Regions from separate parts of the Homo sapiens genome. Here regions 2 and 3 are each linked to region 1. Evidence: chromatin loops called from intact Hi-C (ENCODE). Cell type or tissue: GM12878. All regions are shown on one strand.

Region 1 (5,000 bases):
TGAGAAATGCTAGTGGGCCCCAACCCCTTCCTAGCCACGCAAGCGACCCCCTCTTCAGGGCCTATTTCCAAGCCCCCTGCTTTGAGGCCCATGCCGGTCATCCCAGATCCCAGCTGCCTCACTCTCCATTGAGTCCTATGACCTTGAGCCTTGATTTCACTTGTTCAAACCCCTCATAAGCATTTGCTGGCTGTCCAATGTACTTTGGACCCCAGGCTTATGAGAAAACTCATTTGGCAATTAATCCTACTCTCACCTTGGACCGGTTCTGCAAAGTCCCAGATTCTTGTGGGGAGAGTGGGCGTTTCAAAAGCGTAGAGAAGCTAACAAGCCTCTCGTCAAAACCACCCTCAAAGATCACCTATAAACCACCAGAAGCCAGGACCTTGAAGCTCAAAAGCAAAAATCCGCTTGTTACCTAGCCTTGCAGGGAGAGGATCCCTGGCCCTGGGGCAGGTCTACTTTGGAGATGAAGGGAGGGAGGGAGGAGGGAAATGGATTTGTTACAGAGATTTCAATCTTTTCTTCCTTCACCTCCGGATTTTATAAGTGGCTTTCCTGGACTAAGCCACAGTCATGTGTGTGGCAATCTACTGTATGTTATTCTCTTGGATGAGCTGCCTTGAGAACAAGGCTCCTGAGGGCAGAAAGAAGCTGCCCTATCTCCCTGTGAGTGGGTCACAGGGTAACCTGTGCAAGGCTGGGCAGGGCAGGTGCTGGATAAAGTCACTGGGGGAGAGGGGAGGAAGGGGGGGGGGAGGTCCACACCTGTGGGTCTCACGACTCAGGCGACCCCTTAAGGGACTGCTGCCACCAAGAGGAATACTGGGGTGAGCTTTCCCACCTCGCCACCCAGATCCGTTGTCCCCTCTGGGCCACGCGTGTGTCCAAAGCCATGACAGGGACAGACAAAGGCCCACACCATGTGGGCCCACACTTGGTTCCGGGGCTGAGTCCTGTGCCCAGCGCCTGACACAGCTCCACGCCCAGCTGGTGCTCATTCAATGCTGAATGCCTCAGAGAATCTTCAGGCCTGCCATCCTCAGCCAGGGCCTTGAGAGTCCCCTTATTAGTCAGGTTTCCCCAGAGAAACAGAACCAATGGGATGTGGACAGGGAGAGAGAGAGAGGGAGAGACAGAGGAAGAGAGAGAGGTTGATTTTAAGGAACCGGCTCACTGATCGTGGAGGCCAGTAAGCCCACATCTGCAGGGTAGGCCTGGGCGCTGGGGAACCAGGAAGAGCTGATGCTGCAGTTCTAGTCCCAAAGCCTTCTGCTGACAAATCCCCCCTCTCAGGAATGTTTTTCTTTTCCAAGGTGAGGAAGAGGTGGGAGGTGAAGGGTGAGGGTCAATCTTTGTCTTCAGGTCTTCAACAGAGGGAGCAGGACCCGCCCACCTGGTGAGGTAATTTGCTTTACTCAGCACTCATCCACTGATTCAGATGTTACTCTTATCAAAAAATACTTTCCCAGATACATCTAGAATAATGGCTGATCAAATATCTGGGTACCGTGGTCCAGCCAAATTGATGCATAAAATTATCCTCCCACTTCCCCACCCCTGGCCCCTCCAAGGCCCTCCGGGGTTCTCCGGGAGTCTGGCTCTCCATCTCCTCCTCTTTGCCCTCCGGCTTCCAGGCTGTGCGACCCTGAGGCTCTTCCCTGCCCTGTTCTACCCAAAGGGGCCTCAGGGGCTTGAATTCCTCCTTCTTGGACCTTTTTCTCTTTCCAGTCAGTGGATCCCATCACTTTGAGGGCTCCTGGAATGACATTTTCCCCAAGAAGCCTCTCCTGTATAAAACTGGGGGTTGTTGGCTGTGCCCAGAGGATGGGGGTGGCTTCCTTGCCCTCTTCACCCCCCACACCCCTGCCCCCTTCCCCCTGCATCACTGCCGGGCTGGACTGGGGGTGGGGGTTGGGGGAATATAAGCCCTGGATTGGGCGCCCTTATCTTGCTTTAATTTCCTCTAGAGCTCAGCGCCATGTGAGGTTATAGTAGTGGCCGACCTTGTTTACTCTTTCCTACCGGAGTATAAGCTCCAGGGGGCAGGGACTTCATCCCCAGAGCCTAGCCCAGGACCTGCACACGGAGGCACTCAGGGTGTTTGTTGATTGAATGAAAAACGTTCACTGAACACCTCTGTTGTGCCGCACACACTGTGCCAGGGCGTGGACGAAAGCTCAGCTGCCCAGGCCATTGACTATTTCTGAGCATTTCCACTCTCACGTTGTACACCCCTCATTTCTCTCTTCCTGGAGGGGCTCCCTACCTGAGCGCGGGAATCATCTTCCTTCCTCTCTCCTGGAGTCTGCCTGACTTGGTGTCCCAAGACAGGGACTGGGTCCCCTTTGAGCCCCTGGAGGAATGTGAACTGAGCCGATGAGGAGATGCCTCCTGTCTACTTGGAGGAAAGGGACCGGGACACACAGAGGCGCAGGGGGCTGAACCCTCGGTTCCAGCCCCGATAACTCATCCGGAGTCACGCGGTTCCGGGACTTTGCAGAGGAAAGGGGCGCGGGATGTGCTTTGGGAATAGAATTCCACCTTTGCACTCGGCTCTGCACCTGTCCTGCCCCCCGGAGATTCCTTGAGTCCACGTGGATCCGAGAGGAGAAGCTGTTGATCATTTCCTGTCCGCTGAGGCTGTGATCCCCGGGCGACCGGACCGGTAGCCCGGCAGCGCCCTCTGGTGGCCGGTGACGCTCAGCCAGCGCCGGGAATCGCCGCCCAGGCCCCAAGGACCAGAATCAGGAGCAGGATCAGGGCCAGGGCCAGGGCCAGGGCCAGGGCCAGGGCCAGCGCGGGAGGCAGATTTATCCCGGTGCACACCTCTAACTTATCCCTCCTACACAAGGCAGGACTCCGGCTTCTTTCCCTTTTCTGTGTATTTCAAAAGGAATGCACATTGAGCATAAAAAATATATGTAAACAAAAAGAAGCTCCCAGTCAAAGCTGTGATACTGTGTCCTGGCAGGACCAGCCAGGCCTGGGTCTCAATCCCAGACCTGCCATCTACCAGCTGACTGAATCTGAACAAGACGCTTAACTCTCCGAGCCACAGTTTCTGCATCTGCAGCCTGGGAATGGTGTGCTCTCCATTGCTGGGTTGTGTATAGATGACCTATGTACCCAGCACCTAGGACAGCCCCGACTGATGGGGGCAATTCTTATTAGACACAAAGGAGAATCTGTTAAATGTCCTTCAGTTTCTGCTCAGGTGTTCCCAGGGGGTGAGAGATGTTCCCAAAGATATAACTGCCTGCCTGATCGCCCAAGCAGAGACTGTATTTCCCAGATTTTCTGGCAGCCAGAGTTGGTCACAGGGCTAATTCTGGTCCATGGAATGTGGCTGGAAATGATGTGTCCAACTTCCGAGTCACGCCCTGCAAAGGAGGTTGTTTCCCCTCCATTCTGCTTTTCCATCCTCCTGCTGGCTTGGAAGTGGACGGTCCTGGATCAGCTGCCCTGGAGAAAGGAAAGGAAGCCACATATTGAGGATGGCAGAGCCTTCCTGACACCCCAGAACCACTGACATCTGCAGAAATAAATATTCCTAACCCAACGTATCTCTGGATCTCTTTGTTACACCAACTTAGATATAATCGTGGTGTTTCAAGTGCATGCCCAGGAGTCTTGGTATTCATTCTGAACACCAGCTGACAGAGCTTCTGCCTTTAGTGCCACTTCTTACCTTTAGTGTCTCCCCCCACCCCACCATGCACAAAAAAAAGCCCCTGCAAGGGCTGGACCCAGGGAACCCTAGGGATGGCTTAACTCCAGCCTGGTCATCCCCTCCCTGAGGTCACACTGAGGCTGGCAGCCCTGCCATCTGGATCATCCCCTCCCTGAGGTCGCACTGAGACTGGTAGTCCCACCACCTCTCTCTGCTCCTCTCCCCGTTCCATGGCTTCAGTGTGCCAGGGGCTGATTAAAGGTAGTCCAACGTGTCAGACAGTTAGTACAAGGGTTCTTCAATGACTGTCCGACTGCAGGTTGAACTGACAATGAACAAGACAGCACACTAGGGCTCCTTTACCCCAGTCAGGAGGGACAGAGTAGCTCAAATCCATGTTTTGGGAGTCTGGAACCTCTATTCCTTCCTGGTACTCCCCAGTTTAGGATATGTTGATAAAAGCTGGTTTAGAGAAGGCAAAAAGCAAGCCCCAGCCCCAGGTAGGGCCTCCTACCTCCCCTAGTAATCTCAATCTTGAGACTCCCACACTAGGGTAAACCTGTGGAAAGGCCAATTCCTGTATGGTGAAGTTGTCAGGTCTAATTTATCTTGGATGAAAGTCTAGCATCCATCTTTCTTTTTTTTTTTTTTTTTTTTTTTTTTTTTTTTTTTTTTTTTTTTTTTTTAGACCAAGTCTGCCCAGGCTGGAGTGGCAGGCATCTGTAGTCCCAGCTACTTGGGAGGCTGAGGCAGGAGGATCACTTGAACCTGGGGGGTGGAGCTCACAGTGTGCCAAGATCACGCCACTGCACTCCAGCAGACTTGTTTAGTCTGTTTTTGAGACTTAGGCTTGCTCTGTCGCCCAGGCTGTAGTGCTGTGGTGTGATCTTGGCTCACTGCAACCTCTGCCTCTCCAGGTCAAGCAATTCTCCTGCCTCCGCCTCGGGAATGGCTAGGACTACAGGCACACCACCAGGCTCGAGTAATTTTTGTATTTTTAGTAGAGATGGGGGTCTCACTATATTGCTTAAGACTGGTCTTGAACTCCTGGCCTCAAGCAATCCTCCCACCTCTGCTTCCCAAATTGCTGGGCTTATAGGCATGAGCCACCGCGCCCGAGGATCCTGGAGTTTTTAGCGGGATTCTAGCTCAGAGTTTTCTGTTTGACACCCTGCTTTTCAGAGTTTTTTATGTTTATATTTTTAAAAATAATTTAGCATAACTTGGTAAAGCTCATTTTAAGAAAAATAACAAAGGGAACAACTTTCCCCACCGTTGGGTTTCCAGTCTCTGTGACCGTCCTTGTTCCCTCCGTACTGCCTCATCA
Region 2 (5,000 bases), 160 kb before region 1:
TCTGAGGCTGCAGTCAGTGCCCAATACCTTGTTCATGCTGGAGGTTAGAGCCACTCACGGTCATGAGAAAGCCCACCTGCCAACGTGCCAAAGTTGTCCTTTAGGGGAAGAGCGGGCAGCCCAGCACACACCGCCCTTCAGGTACTCCCGGATGTGTCAGGAATCTTCTCCCTGGCCATGGCTGTGTCCTCACTGACCATCTGGTTTCCAGAAGACATGAAGGACAGGGTAAGATTCTCCCCAGTCAGCAATCTCAGTACTGCAGAAAGACCCACTGGAGCTTTTCTCTACGAATACCATCCGCTTTCACCCGTTGACAGTCTGCTTGCGGTCAACCAGCACACCTCCGCCACCGAGCACTTTAGACCCAAGAAGTGCCTAATAAGGATCTTAAGCTTTCGAACCTCCAGGAATCCTGCCACCAGCATTCACGCTGACTGAAGAGGATGGTGGTGGTTGCACAAGGCTGTGTCACTGCACAGCTATATGAGGCCTTCATGTTGTGTGTGCCCTTACAGTGTCCTCTAAAACCTTGCTCATGTCTGAGAACTGGCAGCCAAGTGTCCGTCCCCACTGTGGCTGGAAGGTGGGGTAGGTTCCACCTGAGGGCACGTCCGCCGGGAGCTAAATCTCCAAGGACCGTGACCCCCTGGTTTCTTTTCTTTTTTTATTTTTTTATTTTTTTTTTTTGAGACGGAATCTTGCTCTGTCGCCCAGGCTGGAGTGCAGTGGCGCGATCTCGGCTCACTGCAAGCTCCACCTCGGGTTCACACCATTCTCCTACCTCAGCCCCCTGAGTAGCTGGGACTACAGGTGCCTGCTAATTTTTTGTATTTTTTAATAGAGACAGGGTTTCACCGTGTTAGCCAGGCTGGTCTCGATCTCCTGACCTCGTGATCTGCCCGCCTCGGCCTCCCAAAGTGCTGGGATTACAGGCATGAGCCACCACCCCCAGCCAGACCCCCTGGTTTCTATGCAGAAGATTTCATCCTTTGCAATTTGTTAAATTTTTATTATTTTTTCTAGGTAGCACTTCAGTAGTAAGACAGACCCCAGAGATTTCTGGAAAAGAGTGACATTTTTTCAACATTCTGCACAAGATTGACAGGTTTTACAGATGAGCTTTAGCTCACAAGAGCCCCTTTCCCTTGGTAATAATTTATTATCACCTAAATATTGGTGTTCCGTGGAAACAGCATGGTCTAGCACTAAGTTTTGGTAGCTGAGTCTTGTTTCCTTGAGATGCAACTGGCGTGCAAAGGCAGGAAGAGCCGCAGGCCAGCTGGGGAGGCTTCTGCCCAGAGGAAGTTTCCAGGCAAGACTGCACCCCTGATGGCTCCCTCTTTCTTCCCCGTGAACTGCAGCATGAAGACCTCAAGACCCCTCTAGCCCAAACCAATCCCAGGGAGCAAATACCCCTCCCCAGAAACACTGCTCACACACATTCATGGGGACCTTTGCATATATCCCATCATCTTAAAGTCCTCACCTGTGTGGAGAAAAAGGAGGTGAGGGTCCCTCTGCACCAAGTCCCCTCCTAACCCAAGGGGCACCTTTTCACGCTTAGCTGAATCTCTGTGTGGTCCTGGGCTCTCCCTAAGCCATTGAGGACCTGCTGGTTTCTGGGAACTCACTTCTTTGAAGATCCGGGGCGTGAGGTAGGGTTGGGTGCCAACCTGTGTCATCCAAACACATTAAGAGGGCCCTGTCAGTGCCCCACATCGTCCTTGACACCCGCTTCTGCTTATTGTGAATACCTGTGACTCTGCCTCGGCACTCTCCTCTGGCCCCAAATGCAGGAATGACTGTCCCCAGAAGCAGCCCTCAGCTGCCAGTGTCCTTGGCCCTCAGCTGGGACAGCTGCACTCCTGCCTTCCAGAGCCCGCAGCAGGGCTGAGCTCCGATGCCCACTGCATTAACCAGCTTGCTAGGAACCTTTTGTCAGATTATTTCCATCCCCGGCTCACAACCCATTCTGTAGTATCTCCTGGGATCAAGTCCCAAATAAATAACCAACACTGGAACCCTTATCTGAGGGTGTGCTTCTGGGGTAACCCAAACTAAGACATGCTCATTTTGTTTCTTCTAACTCACAGCCATGCCCGTGATCAGCCAGATGAGAGGGCTCTCTCCTGAAAGAGGAGGCCAGTGAGACAGCAAACAGGGCTGCCTGCCCTTCTGGAAGCATCCTTCCTGTCTCTTTTGCCTCAATATTTAAGAGAGGCTGGCCCCCGAGTATGCATCAAAGCCTGACACCAGGTAGGGAGAAGCCCAGCTCAGCAGAGCCGCTCTTGGCCACAGCTCCTACTGCCTAAAGAAGCTGTTCTGAGACCCCCGACACAGGCTTGCTGTCCCCCAGTCAGCCAGTGCCCCCTGACTCTTATCCTTTCAAAAGCAGCTGGATAGGACACACTATCTGCTCCCAAATAGTTCTTCATGGTCATCAAACATGCTAGCAAAACTGGAAAACCCCAGATTTTCTCATGTTCTGCCCCCTTTAAAAAAAAAGACTTGAAAGGTATAGTCTAGCCCAACAAAATGATTGCACAATTGGGAATTGGAGCCAGAATTTTAGGAAACGTCCAGGTTGAGAAAAGAATTTGGATGGGGACAGTGGAGAGAGGGCTAGGGTCTATGTGGAGGCAGAGCCCGCCCAATGGTGCTAAGGCAGCTCAAAGACGCCTGAAGGGGCCTCTCTGCCTTGCGGGGTCCCCATGAGCTTTCCCTGCAGTCAACTTGCTTTCATTTTTTAAAAATGTCCACTGGGTGGCAGTAGAGCTCCTTGTTTTCAGCAGGCTCTGAGCTGGAGGGAATGGAGCGTTCTAGGGCAAATCTGGGCAACAACAGAGAACCTGGGATGTCGTGGACCCAAATGCCCTGAGCGTCCTGGACGCCTTTTTGAGCAAAAAGGCAGGGACAGTCTAAGGGGGTTATGAAAAGAATGACAGAGGCCGGGCGCGGTGGTTCAAGCCTGTAATCCCAGCACTTTGGGAGGGAGAGGCGGGCGTATCACCTGAGGTCGGGAGTTCAAGACCAGCCTGACCAACATGGAGAAACCCTGTCTCTACTAAAAATACAAAAAATTAGCCGGGCGTGGTGGCGCAAGCCTGTAATCCCAGCTACTCAGGATGCTGAGGCAAGAGAAACGCTTGAACCCAGGAGGCGGAGGTTGTGGTGAGCCAAGATGGTGCCATTGCACTCCAGCCTGGGTAACAAGAGCAAAACTCCATCTCAAAAAAAAAAAAAAAGAAAAGAAAAGAGTGACAGAGGGCGGGACAGATGCACGAGAGTAACATGTGAAAGGTAGAGTTTAGGTGGTAGGTATATGGTTGTCTTGGTTGCTAAGAAACTATTTTTTGGAAGAGTTCTAGATTTACAGAAAACGTTGCAAAGATGACACAGAGAGATCCCATATACTCTGCACCCCATCTTCCCTGTTATTAACATCTCACATCACTGTGTTATATTTGTTAAAATTAAGGAACCAATATGGATACACTATTATTAGGTAAAGTCCATACTTTGTTCTGAGTTCCTTGTTTTCCATGATGTCTCTTTCCTGTTCCCAGATCCCATCCAGGATCCTATGTTCTATTTAGTTGAGAGTTTCTCAGACTTTGGTTTTTGCTGACAGTTTCAAAAAGTACTCATCAGGTATTTGTGGAATCTCCCTCGACTGGGATTTGTCTGCCTTTTTTCTCATGATTAGGATGAGATTATGGGGTTTGGGAGGAAGACCATACAGATTAAGTGCTTTTTTTTCTTTTTCTTTCTTTTTTTTTCTTTTTTTCTTTTTTTTTTTTTTTTTTTTGAGATGGGGCCTCACTCTGTCACCCAAGCTGGAATGCAGTGGTGCGATCTCAGCTCACTGCGACCTCCACCTCCCAGGCTCAAGCAATCCTCCCACCTCAGCCTCTCGAGTAGCTAGGACCACAGACATGTGCCACCACGCCAGACTGATTTGTACTTTTGGTAGAGACAGGGTTTCGCCATGTTGCCCAGACTGGTCTCAAACTCCTGAGCTCAAGCAATCCACCCGCCTCGGTTTCCCAAAGTGCTGTACAGGCGTGAGCCACCACGCCCAGCCTAAAGTGCTGTTTTCATCACGTCATATCAAGGGTACACACTATGGACATGACTGCTCCCTGTTGATGTTGACCTTGATTGCCCGGCTGAGGTTGTGTTTGTCAGGTTTCTCCACAATTGCTTTTTATTTTCCCTCTTTCAGTTCTGTACTCTGAGGAAGTCACTATAAGCAGCCCACACCTACCAAGTAGGGAGTTATGCTCCACCTTCCTGAGAATGGAGTATCTACATACATTATTTACCATTTTTCTGCATGAATATTTGTCTCTTTTCCATTACGTTTTTTTTTTCCTGTAAAATTCTTTCAATTTTCTGTATGCTTGAAATATTTCATAATGAAAAGGAGGGAAAAAAATGGCTGGGGTGGGGACGATGATATACATCCTGCACATGCTACCAAGTACAAGGGCACGGGGGTTTCAGGGGCGTCTGGGGATGCAGCAACACATGCAGCACCTTCTCCAGAATTCACTTTCCCACTGTCATGGTTTGGCTGCGTCCTTACCCAAATCTCATCTTGAATTGTAGCTTCCATAATTCCCACATGTTGTGGGAGGGACCTTGTGTGAGGTAACTGAATCATGGGGGTGGGTCTTTCCCATGCTGTTCTCACGAGATCTGATGGTTTTATAAAGGGGAGTTCCCCTACACAAGTTCTCTCTCGTCTGCCGCCATGTAAGACGTGCCTTTTGCCTTTTGCCATGATTGTCAGGCCTCCCCAGCCATGTGGGACTGTGAGTCCACTAAATCTCTTTTCGTTTATAAATTACCCAGTCTCAGGTATGTCTTTATTAGCAGCATGAGAACAGACTAATACACCAACTGCCCAGTGGCTGCAGCACACAGAGGTCAACAACAATCTCACCTGCACTGTGTCCAAATCAGAACTAGATGGAGGCCCACCAATCAGGACC
Region 3 (5,000 bases), 140 kb before region 1:
CAGATGATGGAAATACGCAATGACTTTCCCCAGACCTGCAGACTCGATTTGTTGTTTAGTTCGCTCTGAACTTCATGTGTCCCTTCCTTGGGCTTGATTCACCTCCACCCCTTAGCAAGCAGCTGGTGCTTATTACACTGTTGGTTAAATGAATGAGTTTTTGAAAGCTTTCAAGTCCCTATCCTTTGAGCTCCCTGTTCTACCTCCTCTGAACACATTCTTTCCTCACACCAGGTACAGCATGACTAGTTAGGCCTCAGCTTGCCTAAGGCCTATTTACAAATAATGTCTTAGAGTGGGTCATTCCTTTCAACCATTATACTTTGATTTTTCTTAATTTCATTCTAAGGATCACATTATCTAAGTGTGTTAGTTTGCTAAGGTTGCCGTAACAAAGTACCGCGGACTGGGTGGCTGGAAGTCCAAGACCAAGGTGTCTGCAGGGTTGGTTTCTCCAGAGGCCTCTCTCCCTGGCTTGTAGATGCCATCTTCTCCCAAGGGGTCTCGTGGTCCCCCTTTTGTGTGTGTCTGTGTCCGAATCTCCTCTTCTTATAAGGACAGTGATGTAAAAGGAATGAAGGGGGCGGGGGGGTGGCCAGCACTGGATTAGGACCCACTCTAATGACCTCATTTTAATTTAATTACCTCTTTAAAGACCCTATCTCCAAATACAGTCCCATTCTGAGGTATTGGAGATTAAGACTTCAACATATGAATTGAGGATAGGGGTACAATTTAGCCCATTAAACTGTCACCAATTCCTAGACTTAACTTTTTTATTGACAACAATAATTACAGATGAAAAAATGTCCTTAAGCATAGCCCAAAAGACAGCTCAAGTTCTAAAAAGAAATGCCTCCCATACCCAGGCCAAAGAGGTCCACACTCCCTAAACAAGTACAAACTGCTAGGGGGACCCACATGCCCTTATCCCTGTGGATGAACCTGAACTTTAATCTTGTGGGTGAAACACAACTGCGTTGTGAAACATGAATATGAAAGAACAGACAAGGTAACCAGATGCATGTGCTACAGTTTTTCCTGATTGAGTTTCCACTTCTACAACAAATAGACTCTGGATTTGACAAGAGTGGGTGATCTCTAGTAGACCCGTCTTGCCCCGGCTGACTCCTGTTCATCAGCTCATCACTTCAACGATGCCTCCCCAGAAAAGCCCACCCTGACTACCCTAGCCAATGCTGGCCACCCCCCACCCTTCATTCCTCTTACGTCACTGTTTTATTTTCTTCAAAGCACTTACTCTTGGAAATAATCACACTTATTTACTTGCTTATTGCCTGTCTCCTTTCTTTAGAACATAGACGAAAGGGAATAGTAGGGCCCTTGTCTATCTTGGTTCAAGCCTGAATCCCCACAGCCTGGTGCATGAGACACCTCGCTCAATCAATAGGCATTGAATGAATGAATAAGACGCTGCTGCACTTTTAAGAGTAAGTGTGACTTTCAGGTGACTTTTTTTTTTTTTTTTGAGACAGGGTCTTACTCCGCCACCCAGGCTGGAGCGCAGTGGTGAGATCTCAGCTCATTGCAACCTCTGCCTCCCAGGTTTGAGTGACCCTCTCACCTCAGCCTCCTGAGTAGCCGGGATTACAGGCATGCACCACCATACCCGGCTAATTTTTGTATTTTTAGTGGAGACGAGGTTTCACCATGTTGGCCAAGCTGGTCTCGAACTGCTGACCTCAAGTGATCCACCCGCCTCAGCCTCCCAAAGTGCCGGGATTACCTCCCAGAGTGCTGAGCCACCGCGCCCGGCCTCAAGTGACTTTTTCATATTCACCTTCCAAACTGTATTTGTCTTTTTCTGAGTCTAAAGTGGTTAAAAATCATTTGCCTTCCTTCTGGGCGGTGACTCAAACTTGTAGCCGGGAAGGAAGGCGGAGGAGGGGAGTTCGGGGTGGAACTCAACAGTAGCAGAAGCGCGGCCCTGCAGACTGCCACAAGGGGGCGCCGCCGGAACCCAGTTTCTCTCGAGGTCTTCGCCCCGAGCGAGGCCCGGCGGGGACTCCCGGAGGCCTCAAGGGCCCTCAGCTAGGCGCCACCACCTCCAGGCCTGCGGTCCGCGAACGTGCCTCTTGCCCTCTGCAGGTTCTCCCAACCGCGGGAAGAGAGGTCCGGCCCGCGACGGAGTTCCCAGGAAGAAGGCTGGCTGCAAAAACATTCCCTTCGCAGCAACTACAAATACAGAATTCCTAGGAAGAAATTTATAATCTACCTAAAGAAAGGCACAAAGCTTTACTACGGACCATAAAGCTTAAAGTAAATGGAGAGACAAACCACATTCTTGGATGGGAAGATTATGAAAATGCTGATTCTCCCCAAAATTAAAGCAAATCCAATTTAAATCCCAACAGGTTTTTGCAAACAAGTAGCAAACCATTCTAAAATTTGTCTTGAAAAGCCAACACATTGCAATAGTCAAGATCATTAAAAAAAAAAAAAAAGTAGTGATGACCAACAATTTTGATGTTTGTTTATGTGTGTCTATCAGTGCTGGAAGGAAATATTGGTGAATATATAAGGAGGAGAGGAACTTTCTGCGTGCACAAGCAAGGAATAAACCATAATAGAAAAGTTTGATAGATTTATGTATCAAAAGAGCCTATGAATGCAATAAAGAGGCAGATGTCAAAATGGAAAAATACCAGTGACTTCTGATGGACACAGGTAATATTCTTAATATACAGAGGGGTCTTCTCTGTTTTTTATGAAGATCAACAGACAAATAGAAAACTGGGAAAGGACACAGGCAGACTATTCAGAAAGAACTATTTGACCAATAAACACATAGGAAAATATTCCAGACCTCCCAGTAATCAGAGAGGTGCAAATTAAAACAACATGATGGCCGGGTGCAGGAGCTCATGCCTGTAATCCTAGCACTCTGGGAGGCCGAAGTGGAAGGATCACTTGAGACCAGGAGTTCGAGACCAGCCTGGGCAACATGGAGAAACCCCATCTCTACAAAAAAGGCCAGGGATGGTGGCTCATGCCTGTAATTCCAGCACTTTGGGAGGCCGAAGCGGGCAGATCACTTGAGGTCAGGAGTTCGAGAGCAGCCTGTCCAACATGGTGAAACCCTGTCTCTACTAAAAATGCAAAAATTAGCTGGACGTGGTGGAGGTGGGCGCCTGTAATCCCAGCTACCCTGGAGGCTGAGGAGGAGAATCGCTTGAACTCGGGAGGTGCAGGTTGCATTGAGCTGAGATCGTGCCACTGCACCCCAGCCTGGGCGACGGAGGGAGATTTCGTCTCAAAAAACAAAAACGAACAAACAAACAAAAATTAGCCAGGCGTGGTGGCATGCTCCGGTAGTACCAGCTATTCAGGAGGCTGGAGTGGGAGGATTGGTTGAGCCCAGGAGGTCGAGGATGCAGTGAACCAAGGTTGCACCACTGCACTCCAGCCTGGGCCACAGAGCGAGACCCTGTCTCGAAACAAAACAAAACAACCTCCCGCCCCTTCCAAAAACTCATGACGCTCTCTTCTCCCTCCAAACAGGCAAATATTAACTAAAAAGATGGCCCCAGAACTTGGGATATCCCTTCCTCCAGCCAGTTTCTACCGCGCATCTCCCACGGCCGGGCTCGCTCCCAGACGCGGGCGGATGCGCAGTGAAAACGCTGAGCAAAGCTCCTGCTGTCCTGGGGCCCACACTCTAGGGACAAAGGCGGGAACGCGGGGATGCGCGACAAAACAGATAATGCGTCACACACTAGCGAGCAATGCGTGCTATAAAGAAAAATCACGCGGTAGGGGCAGAGAGTGAGGGGGGTACCATTCGATGGGGAGGCCGGGGAAGGCAGGGGTGCCGAGGGGCCCCCAGACCTGGATGACGTCAGTCAACCACGCACAGGTGCTGGAAAGGATGTTCCGGGCTACAGGGGCCAAAGCCTGTATGCAGGAGCGGGGCAGGTGTGTTCAGGAGAGGGGAGGAGAGGGCAGAGGGGAGGCCAGCGCGCCTGCCTGGGCCTGGTAGAGTAGGGTGTGGAGCCCCCTGGCCAGGCTTGGGGTTAATTCTGAATGACAGAGGAAGCCGGGGAGGGTGTTTGGCCAGGGGCTAGGCAGGATTGATTTATGTTCTCAAGTGCGCCCCCTGGCGGCTGCGGGGAGAACAGCCTTGGCGGGGGCGGTGGAGGCGCCAGGTGAGAGACCAGATGAGATGGTCCCAACGAAAGGATGGCGTGGACCACGGTGGGAGAAACGGTCCCATCTGGACAGACTTTGGAGGAATAGCCTGGGGACTTACGCAGAGATTCGGTGTAGGGTGTGAAACAAAGAGGGGAGACGAGGATGGCTTCGAGTTTTGGCCTGGGCTGCTGGGACAGAGTTGTCCTGGCTGGAATGGTGAAGGCTGGGAGAGGGGCAGGTTTGGAAGAGAACGTACTGTGATGGCGGGAATGTACAGAGCCACAGCTTTTTAGAAGAGCAGATTGTCAATATTTGTCAAATATTTTGCGAGGTGCAGGCCATTTAAACCAGCTAACCCACTTGTAGCAATTTATCTTAGAAAAACAGCAGGCTAGGAAGAAAGGAAGCTCACTGGGCATATACATATCTTCAAGGCTGCTTTGCTTGCAAAAGCAAACGTTTGGAAAAACATAAATATTTTCAATCAAATAAAATTCAGTGCAGCAAAAGATGGAACCCTATACATCCATTAAAATATTGGGGAGGGGGGAGGGATAGCATTAGGAGATATACCTAATGCTAAATGACGAGTTAATGGGTGCAGCACACCAGCATGGCACATGTATACATACGTAACTAACATTGTGCACATGTACCCTAAAACTTAAAGTATAATAATAATTTTTTTTAAAAAAGAAAAAAATATATATATAATCTGCCCTGGATGACATGGGGAGGTGATCAGAAAATTTGAGGTGAAAAACAGCAGATCAGAAAATTATACAATCTCACTTTTTACAAAATCAGCTTTGTAGGTGTGCGTATGTAGGTAGAGAAAACCTGGAAGA

What was found. A loop is a pair of places that touch in the nucleus more often than their neighbours do. Peaks named below come from ENCODE experiments on the same cell type or tissue, not always from the same donor. Only the 100,000 strongest peaks of a DNase experiment are listed, where the experiment ranks them.
Region 2: it touches region 1 in a loop (9-fold over the local background); 103 of 110 quality-filtered maps call a loop at or near these places.
Region 3: it touches region 1 in a loop (8-fold over the local background); 54 of 110 quality-filtered maps call a loop at or near these places.

The regions. Positions count from the first base shown.
Region 1 is chr2:230,984,715-230,989,714 of GRCh38, forward strand. SPATA3-AS1 (SPATA3 antisense RNA 1) reads right to left here. Exons shown (of 6, transcript NR_033879.1): 5 at 2,270-3,465; 6 at 1-1,396. Among named protein-coding and RNA genes, the nearest start is that of SPATA3-AS1, 8.8 kb to the right of the region's middle. RefSeq lists a silencer at 767-951 and enhancers at 2,005-2,054, 2,456-2,955. In GM12878, CTCF peaks have their summits at 814 and 2,687 (motif pointing left); a DNase peak (open chromatin) is centred at 257; H3K4me3 peaks cover 2,644 bases; H3K27ac peaks cover 2,922 bases.
Region 2 is chr2:230,821,922-230,826,921 of GRCh38, forward strand. No RefSeq gene overlaps it. Among named protein-coding and RNA genes, the nearest start is that of ITM2C, 41 kb to the right of the region's middle. RefSeq lists an enhancer at 2,478-2,647. In GM12878, a CTCF peak has its summit at 2,762 (motif pointing right); a DNase peak (open chromatin) is centred at 2,770.
Region 3 is chr2:230,846,120-230,851,119 of GRCh38, forward strand. No RefSeq gene overlaps it. Among named protein-coding and RNA genes, the nearest start is that of ITM2C, 16 kb to the right of the region's middle. In GM12878, CTCF peaks have their summits at 1,961 (motif pointing right) and 4,127 (motif pointing left); a DNase peak (open chromatin) is centred at 1,942.